2 separate regions of the Mus musculus genome follow, and region 2 is linked to region 1. Evidence: chromatin contacts called from ENCODE Hi-C or POLR2A ChIA-PET data. All regions are on one chromosome and are shown on one strand. The core of a region is the stretch at or near the end of the contact, and the rest is flanking DNA. Distances in the headings are between cores, read along the strand shown. Region 1 holds the start of Zfp58 (zinc finger protein 58). Region 2 holds the start of Zfp953 (zinc finger protein 953).

Evidence for each region. Hi-C counts contacts between places; a loop is a spot of excess contacts on that map. ChIA-PET counts read pairs that join two places held with the same protein, here RNA polymerase II (POLR2A).
Region 2: a map of heart shows a loop between it and region 1 (2.1-fold over the local background). The contact joins the promoter of Zfp953 here to the promoter of Zfp58 in region 1. A Hi-C loop is called at or near these places in 1 of 37 maps with a recorded cell type or tissue (heart). POLR2A ChIA-PET finds 5 or more read pairs at or near these places in 1 of 5 experiments (Patski).

What each region holds. Positions count from the first base shown.
Region 1 is chr13:67,497,945-67,503,098 of GRCm38, reverse strand. Zfp58 (zinc finger protein 58) reads left to right here and starts at 2,577. Exons shown (of 4, transcript NM_001007575.2): 1 at 2,577-2,728.
Region 2 is chr13:67,358,307-67,363,460 of GRCm38, reverse strand. Zfp953 (zinc finger protein 953) reads left to right here and starts at 2,889. Exons shown (of 4, transcript NM_001038651.3): 1 at 2,889-2,957. The coding sequence starts at 2,952. It overlaps Gm17039 (predicted gene 17039), which reads right to left and starts at 2,796. Exons shown (of 2, transcript NR_167764.1): 1 at 2,398-2,796; 2 at 1-2,289.

The sequences.
Region 1 (5,154 bases), core at 1,328-3,827:
AAACTGCGAGCCAATGGGGATAGCCTGTAAACCCCATATTTTCATGTTTTCTGCTTCTGTCCTTACTTCCAGGTTTTTTCCATATGACTTTCTACCCTGAATTCTGTCAATGATAGTTTGTATTCATTAGGGGCTTCTATTGTTGTTATAAAACATGATAACAAAAAAGCAACTTGAGAAAAGGGTTTATTTCAGCTTACACTCACAGATGAAGCCCATCACTCGGGGAAGTCAGCACAGGAAACTGGAGGCAGAAGCTGTGGAGGAATGCTACTTACTCGCTTCTTCAGCCTGCTTCCTGATACTGCTCAGAACCACCTTCATGGGTGAGGCCCTACTTCCCACTAACACATCAAGAATCAATCATTAATCAAGAAAATACCCTAGGAATCTAGATAGAAGTGTTTTCTCATTAGAGGTACCTCTTCCCAGATAACTACCCTATATTAAGCTGACCAAAAAACAAAAAAGAATCCACTCTTGATGTGGTCCATAACCTGTATGCCAAATAATCACTTTGGTGTTGACCAAGGTGCTTTTGGTCAGGGTATTCTTGATAGCAACAGAAAGGGAAACTGACACAGAGACTAGAAGAATGAAAAGGAAGGGTGCCTCTATTTACAAGGATGTATGTGATGAGGTGGCATATTTACAGTTTGTAGTGTGAACAAGATAACAAGTGGGGCATGCTTAAAAGCATTTCCCCTCTACCACTTACATCTGTAGAGCAGAAAACTGAGCTGGATCTTCTATGATGCCTTTTTTATTTCTTTGAATTAGAATGCTCACAAGCTAGACATTGCTAAATAAAAACTCAATTTAATCTTGTCCAAGAGAGAGAGAGACTTTCAGTATTATCAGCATGTGAAGCATAGGCAGATGACTTGGAACCAAGTAAAGAATAATCATCAAAGTAGTCCAGAAGGTGGACAGCTGTCTTAGTCAGGGTTTCTATTCCTGGACAAAACATCATGACCAAGAAGCAAGTTGGGGAGGAAAGGGTTTATTCAGCTTATACTTCCACATTGCTATTCATCACCAAAAGAAGTCAGGACTGGAACTCAAGCAGGTCAGGAAGCAGGAGCTGATGCAGAGGCCATGGAGGGATGTTCCTTACTGGCTTGCTTCCCCTGGCTTGCTCATCTTGCTTTTTTATAGAACCCAAGACTACCAGCTCAGGGATGCCACCACCCACAAGGGGCCTTTCCTCCTTGATCACTAATTGAGAAAATGCCTTACAGCTGGGTCTCATGGAGGCATTTCCTCAACTGAAGCTCCTTTTTCTGTGATAACTCCAGCTTGTGTCACGTTGACACAAAACCAGCCAGTACAACAGCCAAAAGGCACAAGTTCCATAGGTAAATAGGAAACATTCCATATATGCATACATGGATAGAAAACCTCTGCTTTGTAGAGAGGAACTTGGGAAATATTTGGATTATGTATAACGTCATATAATGCAGTCCATTGAACAACCTTTTAAAGGAGTTACCATTCTGAGCTAGATAAAACTACACAGTCAGGTCATGTGCCTCCCTGTAAAGGATACATTAATGAAGGGTCCTGCACAGCTCTGGGGTGGGGGATCCTTGTTAGTTCATATTGTTGTTCCTCCTATAGGGTTGCAGACCCCTTTAGCTCCTTGGCTACTTTCTCTAGCTCCTTCATTAGGTGCCCTGTGGTCTATCCAATAGATGACTGGGAGCATCCACTTCTGTATTTGCCAGGCATTGGCATAGCCTCACAAGAGATTGCTATATCAGGGTCCTGTCAGCAAAATCTTTCTGGCATATGCAATAGTGTCTGGGTTTGGTGGTTGTATATGGGATGGATCCCCAGGTGGGGCAGTCTCTGGATGGTCTTTCCTTTCATCTCAAGAGCTGAACTTAACTTTGTTCAATTATTAAAACCACCTGTGTGGTCTTGGCCCACTTCCTGTACTGTATGGGTTCCAATGTTCACAGGAATAGTTTTACCAGTTGTAGAATCTGATATATATATGACTCACACCGGGTATCAGTACAGAAGAACAAGAATTATTTATGTAGCATAGTGTTGAGCCAAAGCCATTACACCCAAAGGCTTTTACCTTAAACTAGCTCCCTATCCATCTTATTTAGAAATAAGGTCTCTATAAATAGCCCAATCCAACCTTGGATCCTGGGTCCTTCTTCCATAAGCCACCAGGCAGCTAAGAGCATAATAAGGCACATCAATGCTGGTTTGAAAAATCATCTTTAAAAGATATTTTTTTATTCCCACACTAGTGATTGCTTCGTCGTGCTGATTTTTTTTTTCAAGGAGTAGTAAGATTAAAATCACAACACATGGACAGGAAAGGACCTGAAACCCTAATATTTCTGTCAAAGGCTCGACTCATATTCATATATCTCATGTTGTGGATCTGGAGATGAAAACCAGCCTGACTTCCCAATGGCTGTCAAGCATAGTAGGCTTCTTTCTCTCATACACTCCTGTGGGTTGCCAGTGACAAATCCAGGAACAGCCCTAGCTGATTTCCGGGAAATTCTTCGCACAGACTTGTGGGAATTGTAGTCTGGCCACTGTGTCGTCACAGGGACCTGCTCCGGAAACAGTATTTAATTGAGTCTGAAAGTGTGCTGTTTCTCCAAAGTTGGGTGAGAGTGCTGTCCTGCTCAGCTCTCGAGTTGCATCGCTGACGTAGAGGTTGGTCCAGGGAGCAGCGCAGCCTGAGGCATTGTTCGAGGTGCGGGGATCCATCTGGCAGCGAGTAGAGCAGCGATGGGTGGGAGGTCGGGAGAAACTGACCTGCGCTGTCCTTACATTCTGGTCCATAAAGATACTGGTCAGGGCTGGGGAGAGGGCGTGTCTGACGGTGCCCTGATTGATGTTTGTCAGAACTCTGAGCACAACGCGAGTCTACCGTGGGCTTCTGGGACAGGAGTGCAGGATGGTTGCACGGGAGTGGGGTATGGTGTAAAGATCAGGCTTGGTGGGTCAGCTGACGAACTTGCATCTCAGGCGGTGCTGAGAGCTCACTTTCCCGCTTGGCTGGGGAGACTTTGTTACTAGCTGAACCTCACTCTCAGATGAATCTTGAGGTTTTCTCAGTTCATCTAAAATAGGTGGGTTTTCTGCCTCTCGAGCGTTTCACAGCACGCCGGTATGATCAAGGATTGTCATCGTTTTTCTCGGCCAGTCGGTGAATTAAACGGGTAAGAAAAAAATCAGAGACACAACAGGTCGTAGCTGGGAAATTCTGGGGCACCGTGGACAAATCTACCAGAATCACCTGATAAAGAAAAGCTTTGACTAGGGCTGAGGGAAAACAGGTGCGGTGGGCACATGGAGAGAAGCAACCACTGGCAGGCAGAGTGAGGGGTGGGGAAGCTGATGTCCCGCTTCACCTTCAGGGCTGGCGTTTCTTAAGCCTTTGAAGGGTTCCATCCCTAAGTTTTGGTTGATTACTTTTCAAGAAAGACAGGATGTCTACTTGGCCCACAACTGTTGTACAAACATTCTTCGATCTGGTCTTGAACTTGAGCCAGTCCATTAGCAGGGACCCCCGGAGCAGTGGGGGGAAAGCTCACCTTGTTTTAGGCTGCTAAGCGTTTGTGTGAGGTCAGCAGGGTGAGGGAGAACTTAAAGAACGTTATGCATTTATGTAATTTAAGGTAAACGGACCTCATTCCCATTCTGGAATTCTCCTTGTCTGAAGCAGCCACAGTGGTTTACACCCCTCCCTTGCTTTTCTGCCTCTTGCATGGCTTCTCCTTCCTTACACTGCACATCAAAGTGTGTAGAATGCATCTCTAGTTAGCCAAAACAGAAACCCTGCTCCTGCTCCTCACGTGGGGAATGAGAGCCAGATTTACATGTGGCATCAACCAGTGTACTGGCTAGTTTTGTGTCAACTTGACACAGGCTGGAGTTATCACAGAGAAAGGAGCTTCAGTTGGGGAAATGCCTCCACAAGATCCAGTTATAAGGCATTTTCTCAATGACTGCAACTTTTAAAGCCCCATAAGACAGAGTAATGAAAATCTGTGTTTCTCAAGTTTATCTCATGCATACGTATTTGGTTTCTATTCAATTCTGTCCAAATAACATCTGTAATTTTTCTCAATGGCCTCTGACATCATCACTTAGACGACCAAGACCTGGACGCCATTATCCAGCATACTTCCCCTTCCGAGTTAGTGATCAAGGGGGGAGGGTCCCTTGTGGGTGGTGCCATCTCTAGGCTGGTAGTCTTGGTTCTATGAGAGAGCAGGCTGAGCATGCCAGGGGAGGCAAGCCAGTAAAAAAAAAAAAGTCCCCCCATGGCCTCTGCATCAGCTCCTGCTTCCTGACCTGCTTGAGTTCCAGTCCTGACTTCCTTTGGTGATGAACAGCAGTGTGGAAGTGTAAGCTGAATAAACCCTTCCTCCCCAACTTGCTTCTTGGTCATGATGTTTTGTCCAGGAATAGAAACCCTGACTAAGACAACCAGTAAAACAACATGTCATTCCTTCCTCTTGGGAAAGTAGGTTCCATTGGGAACCTTCCGTTGGGACGTTAGTGCCCTGTAGTGTCCAGTCCCACCTGGTTCTTCTAGAATCTTTTTGGTGTATGCTAACATGTGCAAGTGACGGCTTGACAAGTGGCATTACTGGTTTGCTTGCTACTAACCTTGCTGTGTAACACAGGCCATTCTTGGAAACTCGGAAGGGGAAGTATGCTGGATAATGGCGTCCAGGTCTTGGTCGTCTAAGTGATGATGTCAGAGGCCATTGAGAAAAATTACAGATGTTATTTGGACAGAATTGAATAGAAACCAAATACGTATGCATGAGATAAACTTGAGAAACACAGATTTTCATTACTCTGTCTTATGGGGCTTTAAAAGTTGCAGTCATTGGGTTCATTCAAAATTGTTTTCAAATGCAATGACATACATTGAGGTGTAAAGTGTGTGTCCAGATGGGCTGGCCATCTCCTTAAACCCTACATCCTGTTGCTCATTTCTTTGTGGTATCCACATAAGTCAGTGAATGAGAATGTAAGCCACAACGGTTTGTTGGGCATACACCACTTACCAGTATGTTAAGAAGACTCAGTAACCATATACTGATTATTTAAAATCCAGATATGCCTAGACATCTGAAGTACAGAAGAAATCCTGTGACCCTA
Region 2 (5,154 bases), core at 1,640-4,139, 140 kb after region 1:
GTGTGTGTGTGTATGTGTGTGTGTGTCTTCACGTATCACTACCTATCTCCAATGTGGGACATAAGCTGCTTCTGGCTGACTTTGGATCAAGATGTAGAAGTCTCAGCTTCCTCTCAGGCACCATGTCAGCCTGCATGCTGCCATGCTTCCCACCATGATTATAATGGAGTAAACCTCTGAAACTTCAAGCCAGCCAAAATGGTAGACATGGGGTTCTTGAGAACTGCACTAGGAAGGGCTCTATTTCAGTGGGCTTTTGCTGGTGAAAGTATCTATCTTTTAAAATGGCAATTGGTAGGTGTTTAACAATTTGTGTTATGTTTAAACAGTTAAAAAAACAATATTCCTTTCAAATATCATTGTTTTCTAAACATGAAGCCTTGGTTTTACTTCTTATTGTTATTGTACTTGTTCCAGACAGGGTTTCTGCATTGATATTCTTGAAATTCACTCTATAAATTGCCATCCTCCAACTGAGAGATCCAGCTCTCTCTGACCCCTGTCTAGTCAAAATAGGTGGATGTACCACCATCGGCAGCATAAATTTTCAATTATACATTTTATTTCACTTTACTAGAAATTTGTTTCCGTGTGTGTCTGTCTGTGTGCCTATCTTTTCTACAACTGATGCCTGATGATGTGAAAAGAAGATATCTGATCCTCTAGAACTAATGCTTATATGTGCTTGAAAGCCATTACAAGTGTGTTAGAAGACAAACTCATCTTTTATAAGACAGTAATTACTCTCAACTATTGAACAATCTCTTTAGTTTGTAAGCAAAGATTTTAAAGTGATTTTGTCAAACATGGCACCTATTGGAGAATGTTTCAAAGGGAGAAAACTAAATGGTCAGGATGTTAAAAAATGACAGTAGAAAATAAACTTAAAATGGTGAACTTGGTCTAAACAAACATATTAGGCCTGAATATCTGGTTCCATTAGATGTTTTGATAAGTATGCCTGGGTCCCTAATATTCTGCTGAATTAGGCTCTTCTTTGATCACATGTTCAGGTTGTGACTACACTATGGTAGCTCCTCCTCCTATTGAATCACACAATTACAATGCAAAGAAATGGAGACTGCAGAAGACTTGTAAATGGATGCTGCAACTTCAAGGATGGGCACATCTCACGTGAATGACGACCCTCTAAGGTAGGTGTGCATGTAGCAGACACAAACATAGATGTACACATATACATGTGTAATATAACCAATTTAAGGTTACGCCTTACAAATAAACTCAATTCGGATTAGGGTTATTTCATTTGGCTTTGACAATTACTGAGCTGCAACCCTTAATCTACTCTTCTAACTGCTGTCCTGGCTGCCTTCCCAGTGGAAGTTGCAGTTTCTCCTGGCCACATGCTCATGGTCCGTCTGCTCCAGGGCAGCTTCGTCCTTTTTTTCCCATTCCTCCTCCTTGTCCTGGTGTCTCTTCCTTCTCTCTCTTCTCCACCTCCTACCAGCTAACTCAAAACTCACCTGCCTCAAATCCCTCCAGTAATTGGCTGTAGCCAATTTGATTTATCCAGTAGTTTTAAATCAAGGAACAAGGTTTACACAACAGAACCTTGTAAATGTGAGAAGTCAGTAGAGAGTCTAGACCTTTGAGTAGAGAATTTAGCATAACAAAACATAGCAACACACCGAACCTCAACACATACACATATTAGAAAACTTGCTATGCTCAGAAATTCTGTCCTTGTGGTTGCTGACAATGCCTTCCACTGCAATATTCAGGAGGAGGACAGACCACTCATGACCTCATTCTAAACAGACATGCCAATCAAGTGTCCAGGTGAATGTACTGCTTCTTGACTCTAGTTTCTCTAAATCGAGGAAGGTGTTCTGCATCCATAGGTAAACACACTCCCTGACAAAGAACTCAATAGGGACTCTGCACAGTCTTTGCTCTGAAACAGCTTCCTTTTGAATCATAATATATCAGGGAAGTATGAAGCCTTTTCTGCAATGGGGTTTGTAACTTTGACTCAAGCTTGAACTTCACAGGAATAAACCTTCCCAAGAAGAGATGGGAATTCTCAATATTGTATGTTTCCAGTGTAACTTCTTTAATATACCGACCTCATTTGGCAATGCTATGAACATATTTCTGATACCTTTGTATTCAAGAAGGAATTATCTCGGTGTTCTGCTTCGGAGAAATAACGGAAGTTCAAGGCGGATACCACTGATGTTCAAATATTGCCAAATATGAACGATGACAGGCTCACATGAGAGACGGAGAATTCAATACGGAACATCAAACCTAACACAGGCAGAAATCCTATAATACAAAATGGACCAAGAGTTAGGACATACACCACTGCGATCCCAGGAGCTCTGCTCCTCCTCTTGGGAGAGATGCAGAGGAAAGCAAGTGCTCAGAAAATACCTGATGGTTGCTGGCTTTGAATTCTAAGTCTTTTGTCTTAAGCACCTGATATGCTGCGTAGCAGGCAGGGTCACCAAGGATGGTTTCAAGAGCACCTTAAATTAGCTCTTGCTTCCATATTTTTAAGTAAAGCAAGTCATGAAAGTGCGAGTTTTCCATGTGGTAGTAAGATAGTTTAAAATCACGGTGTTCTAGCAGAAATAACTAAGAAACCTGATAAACATCACTGTGAAAGGGTCGACTCACAGGCTAACATTGCGTGCTGGGACCACAGAACTTTAAATGAATCCAAATGCCCTGTGACTGCCCAAGTGCAGAAGACTGTTTCTTCCCAACTTCAAGGAATCACAGTCAGGATACCAGCAGGTGAACAACCCAGTTCTGTGGGTTCATGGAAGTTCTTCGCACTGATTTGTGGGAAATGTAGTCCGGATGCCTGTGACGTCATCAGAAGGCTGGCCGTTGCTATCAAACTTCCGCATTTGATTTTCAAACTTAACTTCTCCCCAGAGTTAGGCGTCTGTCCTGTTGAAACCTTCGTTTGGATCTCTGACATGGAGGTTGGTGCAGGGAACACCGCAACCTTGCAGATCTGAGGGACTGTGCAGGGTGGCGTATCGGGCACGGAAGGAGCTTATCTGGGCTTGTTATGAGACAGGGCAAGCTGCTGACCTGGAGATGTTGTGCTGACCTAGGCTAGGGAAGAAAGTTGGAAACAACAGGATGGCAAGGGCAGGCTGGGTCTGCTGACTGCTTATTTCTGAGATGCTGAAAGGAGCGCACTCATCTTTACTGGGGAAATATGCTCTGCCTAGCTGACCCGTTCTCACGTGGCTGTAGTCAGATTCTCAGGAGATTTAGAACACTTGGACATCTAGCGCCTCCTATACTCTGTGTTCTATCTAGTACTGGAGTTTGACTTCACAAATCTTCCTAAAGTTCCTAGTGCCAGGGACAAAGAGTCCCGTGAGGGTGATTGTTGTGTGGAATGTTAGTTCCTTTTCCTTTGGAATAAAGTGTTAGATTTATGGATGCCTCGGGTTGAATAAGAACTCAGGATGTATAATCCTGTACCTGAATCACCACAATACATGGCTGTATAGCCACAGAGTAGTCCTGTAATTGATATGAACCAGTGTTTGCACAATCCAAATAATTATGAATTTTGCCCTTCTGCTAAAAAAAAAAAACACTAGACAATAATACTCAACAATTCTTAGTATGTGTTCTGTCCAAAATTTGGACTCCTTCTCAGATATGAGAGATGACTTGGTGAGATGAGAGAAATGGAACTCATGATCTCTGGAAGGGACTGGAATGTCTCTGAAAGAGAAAGGAGATGGCCCTCCTCTGGTCACATGATTTTCTTCTGTCTGTTCACATTATCAGAAATATCTAAATTCTCTTAAATGCACTCTGTCCCTGTATCTGGCACCCAGCTTTACTGCTGCTCACTGGACATTTCTAGAATGATTTCCTCATGTTTTCCTGTGGTTGTAAGAAAAATTCAGAAAGCTCTGGCACACTTGGGGTCTTATAATTTTCACATAGGTTCCTGTCCATGCAAAATGCAGTTCTCCTCTTAAAGGGTTAAGAGACAGTTTAGTCAGCCTTTTGAGTGGCCATTATCTGAGAATACAGACTTAGGTTAATCCAAATTCTGTGCTTCAACACAAGGCAGTTTCATGGTTTTACAGAACAGAGAATGTCATTAACCAAGGAAAATTTAAAATACATTGGTGTGTGTCTCATAGAGTCATCGGAGATATTCTATTTACCTAAGATACCATCTGATGAGGTTTTAGCTTTTGGACTGATAGAATTTCATGTTCTGCCTTGTCAGTGGATTCTGAGAGGTTTTTTATCTATTGTCACAAGCTGTGTGGTCCACTATAGAGTGAGGTAATGACTGTCCCTGAAGAGAAAACCAACCCAAGGTAAGACAGCTAACCCTGAACCTGCAGAATTCCAGGCTCTGCCCCTCCGTGAACTTCCACATGGGCCACCAGTGTCTGCACACAAAGACTCCTTGTAAGAGTTTTGCATTCACAGAGTACACACAGGTTTTTGTGTGTGTGTGTGTGTGTGTGTGTGTGTGTGTGTGTGTGTGTGTGTTTTGCAGGGTTTCTCCTCCACAGCTCCTATCACTATTTTCAGTGATCTTGCTTATATTGTCACTCCTCAGTCCAATTGAGTGTTAGTGAGCCGGAGCCTGGCTTATGGCATTGAAGTCTACTCCCAGAAAGCATGGGCTTCAGACAACCTTGTTCTACTAATGGGATTTTCAATGAGTTTCTTGCCATATCTAGAGTAATAGATATTTCCTAATAAATGTTGCTAAACTGTAGGAAAATTATGAGTATATGAAGTTGGAATCTTGTGCTGCCTTGTACATCAAAACATGTTCCTTACAATGTAGAGAGGGTACAGCCGCATGCTATATATAACTTCCAGGTACCAAATATTCATATATATTTTAAATTAAACAGCTCTATGGCAGATAAGTGAACTTAAGCCTAGTCTGTAACTCATTTCTGACAGCTCTGCTTTTTGAGGAGGAGTCAGGAATCCTGGGGTTCAAAATCACCCTCTCCTTCATAGTCAATTCATTGTGAGCCTAGGCTATTTGAGACACGTGGTTTAAAAAGAATATTAAAACGTAGGGTTTTTTTTTTAATGTGGTAATTACTTCTTCTGGTTGGTCTCAGTTCTGAGCACCAGTGACCTGACAGAAATCCATCCAATTCACTTCTTCTA